2 separate regions of the Homo sapiens genome follow, and region 2 is linked to region 1. A link is an interaction called in ENCODE POLR2A ChIA-PET data of the cell type or tissue named here. Cell type or tissue: OCI-LY7. All regions are shown on one strand. Each heading gives the region's core, and the rest is flanking DNA. Links, peaks and the distances in the headings are about the cores only.

Region 1 (4,408 bases), core at 158-4,157:
TGAATACCACATATTGCTTATCCATTCATTGATAGATATTTGGGCAGCTACCATCTCATGGCTATTGTGAATAGTGCTGATATGAATATGGACTTGCAAATATCCTTTCAAGACCCTGTTTTCAATCCCTTTGGACATATACCCAGAAGTGGGATTGCTAGATCATTTGATAGTTCTATTTTCAATTTTTGAAGAATTGCTTTACTGTTCACCATAGTAAATTAATGCTTTAGGGATTTTGGTAGAGATGACATTGAATCTGTAGATCGCTTTGGGTAGCATGGACACCTTGATAATACCATGTTTTCTAACCCATGAACATGAAATTTCATTCTATTTATTTGTGTCTTTTAATTTTTTTCATCACTGTTTTGTGGTTTTTAGTGTATAAGTTTTTTACCTCCTTGCTTAGATTTATTCCTAAGTATTTTCATTCATTTTGATGCTATTTGTAAGTGGAACTGTTTTCCTAATTTCCTGTTTGGATTGTTCATTGTTAGTGTATGGAAACACAAGTGATTTTTAGTATTGATTTTGTATTCAGCAACTTTGCTGAATTTATGTATTCTTTTTTTTTTTAATTGTGGAATCTTTAGGACTTTCGACATATAAGGTCATGCCATCTGAGAAGAGAGATGATTTTACTTCTCCAATTTGGATACTTTTTATTTCTTTTTCTTGCCCAGTTTCACTGGCTGGTACTATAGTGAACAGAAGTGGTGAGGGTGTGCTTGTCTTGTTCCTGATTTTGGAGGAAAGGCTTTCATTCTTTTACCTTCAGAGTGTAATCTGTGGGCTTTTTATATATAGCCTTTATTATATCGAGGTGGTTTCCCTCTATTAAGTTTGTTGAGTATTTTTATCATGAAAGGGCGTTGAATCTTGTTCAGTGCTTTTTCTTTGTCAATTGAAATAATCGTGTGGGTTTTGTCCTTCATTTTGTTAAAATGGTATATTACACCAGTTTTTAAAAATGTTGAACCGTCCTTGCATTGCAAGAATTAATCTCACTTAGTCATGGCGTATAATCCCTTTTAATATACCGCCATGCACTGTATAATGATGTTTAAGACAATGGTAGACCGTATATATGATGGTGGTCCCATAATATTATAATGGAGCAAAGAAAAAAAGAATATAAAAAGAAAACAGATTATAATGGAGCTGAAAATTTCCTGTCACTTTGTGACATCATAGCTGTCATAATATTGTAGCAGAACACATTACTCACATGTTTGTGGTGATGCTGACGTAAACAAACCTGTGCTGCCAGTTACATAAAAGAATAGCACACACAGCTATGTAGAGTACATAATACTTGATCATAAACAACCATGTTACTGGTTTATGTATTTACTATTTATTGTTATTTTAGAGTGTATCTCTGTCATTAACTGATGCATGTCTTTATTAAAAAGTTGGGGGGAGAAGTTTATATAAAATTTTACTGAGATTATGACTGTAAGAGAGTATATGGCTAGTAAATTTTATTCCATAAAAATACTATTTAGAGATTTCTCAACTTATGAGGTGTCTATAATTTTTTCGATTTTTTTTTTTTTTAAAGACACCAGAGTGGTCAGATGGTAGGAAGACAGGAGTCAAGGGGAAAGCACTGGGCAGACCCTTTATTGTGGTTTCCACATGAAAGGCAATGCAGGGCAGGGTGAATAAATAGGATTGGTTAGTTTGAATAATTTTGGCAGTACTAAGCTCTAGGGGTGGTCCCTAGTGACTCTGGTAAGATTACGGCAGAGAATATTGCCTCCTGGGATACAAGGGCCAGATAGAAGGGGTCTGGCTCTGAATTGGTTAATTTGTCTATCAGAGGCATACTCTAGGCCGAGCACTTTGCTGTATCTAAGAATTGGCTGGTCCAGGGAGGGGCAATCTCTCCCCAACTGGAAAGGTTTTTTAAGACGTCCAAAACATCATAATATACAGAAAATTTTACAAAATACATATATGTATATACACACAATACACTCATAATCATTAGTCCGGAGAATCTTTATACAGTTGACATAACCATTTTCCTGATTGCTATACAATTATTTCCAGGTTTTACTCTTATAAACAGTGTAGCAATAAATATCTTTGTACATGGCTTTTGGAGGGATCTTCTTAAATCGATTTTCTTAGGCTGGTATCTCAGAAGTGGGAGTATTCTGTTAGAGCCTTAGAATATGTCTTTATGGTCCTGAAATCATTTAGCAAAATGATATACTTTTGAAGCAAAATTCATAGACATCCTTAAACAGTTAAATGTTTTTATAAATTAGCATATTAAGATATGCATGCAATGTAGACATATAAACAAGTAAATAGTACTCCAGTTTCTGAAATCCAGCATTTTAAAAAATCCTTTCATATATCTTTTTCAGTATAAATTTATATAGATATAGTTTATATAAATGAGATTTTTATTCCATTTGCTTCCTTGTAAACACCTTTTTTCACCCCAGAATATGCCATGGCAATAAATATAAATCTAGGTTATCATTTTTAATGGTTACATATATACTATAAACTTATTTAATCATTTAAGGTTCATAGAGTATCTTTGTGTAGGTTAATCTCCTTAAACTAGATGTGCTGTTATTGCTGGATGAAAGAAAATGCATATATAAGAACTAAAATACATATTGCCAAATTGTATTGCATATAGTTTTAAAGTGAAGGTTTTTTGTTGGAGAACTCTTTTGTTTTGTTTTGTTTTTAAAGATAATTTTGGAAAATTGTGGTAATTGATTTAAGACATTTAAAAATACTGTGCCTTTGTATTTATTTTCCATCATTTTATCTTTAGCTTTTGCCTCTAATGACAGAGCAGCTACAGTGGATGCCATTTGTGAATATCAAACTTCACGAGCCTTTTGTAAAATTTATATATTGGTCCCTAAGGCAGCTAGATGCTGGAGCACAGGTAATTGGTTAATAGGAATTTATCTATAAGTAATACTCCACCTAATATTACTTCTTGATCTTGTTTCACAATATCTGTTTTGAATATATTCTCTGTATTTCAGAATAATCTTCCCTATCTATGTCTTGCTGGGATTTTGATAGGAATTGTGTTAAACCTGTATATTAATTTGAGAATAATTGACATCTTTCCTTTGTTGAGTCTTACAATTTATGAACATAAAATGTCTGTCCACTTATTTAGAACTTTGATTTATCAGTGTTGCATAGTTTTCAGCATAAAATTGCTGCATTCTTGTTTACCTTTTTGGCTGAGTATTTAAATTTTTTGAGCAATTTTAGTTGGTATTGTCTTTTTACTGTTGATGTTTACATGTTCATTGATAATATATAGAAGTAAAATTGTTTTTTGTTTATTTTGTATCCTGTGACCCTGAGCTTACTAGTTTTAGGAGTTTTCTTGAAGATTCCTCAGGATTTTTACATAGAAAATCATGTTATCTGCAAATGAAAACAGTGTTGTGTTTTTTTTTTCTTTTTGATATGTATGCCTTTAATTTCCTTTTCCTACCTTATTGCATTAGCTAGAGTTTCCAGCAGTATGTCGAATATGATGGTGAGAGTAGTCATCCTTGCCTTGTTTCTCCTCTTAGGAGGAAAATTCATTCTGCCATTACTAAGTATAATATTAGCTGTAGTATTTTCATAGATACTTTCAATCAAGTTCCCCTGTATTCCTATTTTTCTGAGTTTTTTAAAAATCATGAATCGTGTTGAATTTTTTTAGATACTTTTTCTGCATTGATTGATACATGTTCTTTTTCATCTTTAACTTGTTAATATGAATTACATTGACTTTGAAATATTAAAGTCTCTGAAATAAAACCCACTTGGTTGTGGTGTTTAATTCTTTTTATATGTTTTTATATTAACAAATTCTATTTGCTAATATTTTGTTAAGGACTTTTGTTTCTATATTCATGAGAAATATTTGTCTATAGTTTTGAACTCTCTTTGGTTTTGTATCAGGGCAATATTAGGTTCATAAAATGAATTGGGAAGGGTCTTATCCTTTATATTTTCTGGGAGAAATTATGTAGACTAAGTGTTCATTCTTTAAACATTTGGTAGAATTCTCCAGTGAAACTATGTGGATGAGATTTCTTTTGGGGGAGGTTTTAAATTATGAATTTAAGTTCTTTAATAGTTACAGGGCTGTTCTAGTTATGTAATTCATATCGATGATTTGTAGTAGTTTGTGCTTTTTGAGGGACTGAACCATTCAAATGTATGCACATTTATGTGTGTAGAGTTTTTCATAGTATTCTCTTATCCTTTTGATGTTTTCAGTATCTGTAGTGGTAGCATTATTTCCTTCTTGATATGGATAATTTGTGTTTTCTTTCTTTAGTTCATCTCTTTTGCTAGAAGTTTCTCTGTTTCTCCATTTTATTGATCTTTCAAAGGATCATCTCTTTGTTTC
Region 2 (4,408 bases), core at 209-4,208, 120 kb before region 1:
TAAATGGGTCCTGTTGAGAACTCCTTCGTTATGGGCTGGGTGCGGTGGCTCATGCCTGTAATCCAAACACTTTGGGAAGCTAAGGTGGGTGGATCACGAGGTCAAGAGATCGAGACCAGCCTGGCCAACATGGTGAAAGCCCATCTCTACTAAAAATACAAAAATTAGCCGGGCGTGGTCATGCATGCCTGTAATCCCAGCTACTCAGGAGGCTGAGGCAGGAGAATCACTTGAACCTGGGAGGCAGAGGTTGCAGCGAGCCAAGATCCTGCTGCTACACTCTAGCCTGGGTGACAGAGGAAGACTCCATCTCAAAAAAAAAAAAAAATTCCTTCATTATTGTGTCATGCTTTAAGGCCCAGGACAGGCCTAGGCAAAAGTTTTGATGGCCTTTTGTTACATCCCAGCCTTTGTATAAGGGCACTGGCTTTTAGTATTTAACTTCATTCAGTAATTACTGAAACAGTTGTTATGAAAGTCTGCATTAGTGAGACCTGGCCTGCCACAGGAGGTTGCAGTGAGCTGAGATCTTGCCACTGTACTCCAGCCTGGGTGGCAGTGTGAGACTCTGTCTCAAAAAAGAAAAATGATGCAGAAAGATTTGTTTGACACAGGGTGGGCATAAACTTTCAATTTGTAAAAAACATAGTATCTGTGAAGTACAATAAAATGTAGTGCGATAAAATGAGGTATGCTTGGACAGCAAAACATCATGTTGTACCTAGTAAATGTATACAATTTTTATTTGTGAATTATACCTCAATAAAGCTGGACAAATGAACTGTATTTGCAACATGGTAGGGAATATATGACATTGGACACTAATGCAAATGGAATTTTCAGTGCCTTGGTGAAAATGTTATACCACTGAACAAAAAAAAAATGTAGTGTAAAATGAAGTAAAATGTGAAAATCCCTAATAAATGCAGAAATATGAACTGCTTATCCAAAAGAGAAAAGTCTTTTGAGTTCCTCAAGAAGATTCTCTCTTTGGATGCTGGGCGCGGTGGATGCCGGGCACCTGTATCCGAGCACTTTGGGAGGCCGAGGCAGATGGATCACTGGAGGCCAGGAGTTCAAGACCAGCCTGTCCAACACGGTGAAACCCCGTCTCTACTAAAAATACAACAATAACCCGGGTGTGATGGCATGTACCTGTAATCCCAGCTACTCAGGAGGCTGAGGCACAAGAATTGCTTGAACCTGGGAGGCAGAGGTTGCAGTGAGCCGAGATTGTGCCACTGCAGTCCAACCTGGACCACAGAGTGAAACTCCGTCTCAAAAAAAAAAAAAAAAGAAAGAAGGAAAAAGAAGGTTCTCTCTTTGGGCACTCCTTTTCGATATATTCAACATAAATGGATTAATGATACCATTTTTACTAGGTGAGTATGTTTGGGCAAGTTGCTTCAGTGCTCATTCTCTTGGTTTCCTTTTTTTTTTTTTTTTTTTGGAGACAGGGTCTTTCTCTGTCACCTAAGCTGGAGTGCAGTGGAGTGAACATAGCTCACTGCAGCCTCCAACACCTAGCCTCAAGAGATCCTCCTGCTTCAGTCTCCCAAATAGCTGGGACTACTGGCAGGCACCACCATGCCTGGCTAGTTTTTAATTTCTTTTTTTTTGTAAGCACAGGGTGTTGCTATGTTGCCCAGGCAGGTCTTGAACTACTGGGCTCAAGTGATCCTCCCACCTCAGCCTCCCAAAGTTTTGGATTACAGGCATGAGCCATGGTGCCTGGCTGTCTTTTGCTTTCCTTATCTGTAAAAACTGAGGATAATAACAGTACCCTTACAAAGTTGGTGGAAGAATGATATTAATACAAATGAAGTGCTAACAGAAAGAGCTTTGGAACACAGCAAGTACTTGTTAGCTATGGCTATTGTTATCAACACACTTTTCAAGGCAAACTTGTGGTTTCACCTATCACCTGAGATATATGACTTTTAAGTCCATCAGATCTTCTCTTTTGGTTTTTATTTTTAAATTAATTAAATATTATTATTATTATTATTTTGAGACAGAGTCTGCTCTGTTGCCCAGGCTAGAGTGCACTGGCACGATCTCAGCTCACTGCAACCTCCACCTCCCAGGTTCAAGCAATTCAGGTGCCTCAGCCATCCAAAGAAGCTGGGATTACAGGCATGCACCACCATACCCAGTTAATTTTTGCATTTTTAGTAGAGATAGGGTTTCAACACGTTGGCCAGGCTGGCCTTGAACTCCTGGCCTCAAGCAATCAGCCCATCTGGGCCTCCCAGTGTGCTGGGATTACAGGCGTGAGCCATCGTGCCTGGCCCTCTTTTCGTTTTAGAGATAGGAATCTCATTCTCTTCCACAGGCTGGAGTGCAAAGGCATGAACATAACTCATTGCAGTCTCCAATCCTGGGCTAAAGGGATGTTTCCCCCTCTGCCTTTGGAGTAGCTGGGCCTCAGAACTGTGCCGCAACTACTGACTTCCATCAAGATCTCTGTCCTACCATTTCATCTTCCTACTAGGCTATCCCCACATGGATATATAAATGGTACCTCAAGTGAAAGAAATCAACTACCTAAAATAGGATTTTCCACTCCAAACTAGATTTTCTTTACATGTCATTTCTGTTAATGTGGGTCACACACACTGGTAAGCTCAGAATCATCTTTTTCTTTTCTTTTATTCACATCCAATATTGTTGAAATAAAACAAAATGCTGTTTTTCCTTTTTTAGAAAGGCAATACTTGTTCATTATATCAAAATTTAGAAAATATGGAAAAACAAAAAGGATAAAAAATTATCCACAACCAAAATAGCCCAAATTTCCAGTTAAAAATGTCAACGCATTTGATATTTGTCCACATAATTCAGACTGTAATGTTTACACAAATGTGAGCTTTTAAAATCTAAAAGGTTCTCACTATTAAAAATGTTTTGTTAAATTTTGTTTTAAAAGTAAGATTTTAATATCCAAATTCCCAAAATAGACATTTTTGAAGATTTGGAAAATACAGACGGCTCAAAATCTTTACATTATTACTGTTAAATTTTGGTATGTTCTGTTATTCTGCTAGTGAAATATATATAGATTTGGGGGGGCTATTCCTTTTCCTTTTTTTTTTTTTTTTTGAGACAAGGGTCTCACTCTGGTGCCCAGGATGGAATGCAGTGGCGCTATCACAGTTCATTGTAACCTGGAACTCCTGGACTCGAGGGATCCTCCCGCCTCGACCTCCCAAAGTGCTGGGGCTACCAGCTTAAGCCACTGTGCCAGGCGAATGGCTATTCCTATATACACAGTTGACCCTTGAATAACATGGGTTTGAACTGCCTGGGCCCGCTTATAAGCCGACAGAAAATACAGTATTGGAGGGGCCTGCATATAGAGAGGTCTGACTTTTCCTCTAAGTGTTCCACCCGCAGGACTGACTGCGGGATTTGAGAATGCGCGGACTTCTTCTTCTTCTTTTTTTTTTTAGGAAGTCTTACTCTCGCCCAGGCTTGAGTGCAGTGGCGCGATCTCAGCTCACTGTAACCCTCGCCTCTCAGTTTCAAGCGATTCTCGTGCCTCAGCCTCCCGAGTAGCTGGGATTATAGGGGCCCACCTCCACGCCCAGGTAATTTTTTGTATTTTTAGTAGAGATGGGCTTTCGCCATGTTGGCCAGGCTGGTTTCGAACTCCTGACCTCAGGTGATCCGCCCGCCTCGGCCTCCCAAAGTGCTGGGATTACAGGCGTGAACCACAGCGCCCGGCGGAATGCGTGGATTTTGGCATAAGACGGTGGTTCTGGAACCAATCCCCCGCCGAGATGACTGTTTAAAAAATTGTAATTGTCCAAAACTTAATATTTGTGGTCTTTTTCATTATGCAGTTCTAAATCTCCCTTTTTTTTTTTTTTTAAATTCAGACGGAGTCTCCCTCTGTCGCCCAGACGGCGCAATCTCGGCTCACTGCAACCTCCGCCTCCCGGGTTCAAGCGATTCTCCTGCCTTAGCCTCCGGAGTAGCTGGGACTACAGGCGTCCGACACCACGGCCGGCTAATTTTTTGTATTTTTGGTAGAGATGGGGTTTCCCTGTGCTAGCCAGGATGGTCTCGATTTCCTGACCTCATGATCCGCCCGCCGTGGCCTCTCAAAGTGCTGGGATTACAGGCGTGAGCCACCACGCCTGGCCCTCATTTAATAAGATATGAATTTAAAAATGTATGCTTTAGTATTCACACATGTCCGATGCAACGTATTTAACCAGTCATCTCCAGAAACTTTGTTCCAATTTACACGTTCACCAAATTGGCCTGAGTGCTTTTTTTCTTCCAATGCATTGCGCACTTATAATTTAGAACAAGTGACCAAAACGCTTAAGAGCCCATCACGCAAATTGTTATCTGCTGGAAATCTACGCCCTAGGCTGTGGACACTGGCGGCCGAAATCTG

Evidence for each region. Peaks named below come from ENCODE experiments on the same cell type or tissue, not always from the same donor. Only the 100,000 strongest peaks of a DNase experiment are listed, where the experiment ranks them.
Region 2: POLR2A ChIA-PET joins it to region 1 with 5 read pairs; 3 of 35 experiments call an interaction of 5 or more read pairs at or near these places.

What each region holds. Positions count from the first base shown.
Region 1 is chr2:108,836,376-108,840,783 of GRCh38, forward strand. It overlaps CCDC138 (coiled-coil domain containing 138), which reads left to right. Exons shown (of 15, transcript NM_144978.3): 11 at 2,810-2,926. It also overlaps a transcript of RANBP2 not described here. Among named protein-coding and RNA genes, the nearest start is that of CCDC138, 52 kb to the left of the region's middle. In OCI-LY7, for the core only: no CTCF peak of the experiment used is centred there; no DNase peak of the experiment used is centred there.
Region 2 is chr2:108,714,918-108,719,325 of GRCh38, forward strand. No RefSeq gene overlaps it. Among named protein-coding and RNA genes, the nearest start is that of RANBP2, 2.4 kb to the right of the region's middle. RefSeq lists an enhancer at 3,508-4,408. In OCI-LY7, for the core only: no CTCF peak of the experiment used is centred there; no DNase peak of the experiment used is centred there; H3K4me3 peaks cover 378 bases; H3K27ac peaks cover 158 bases.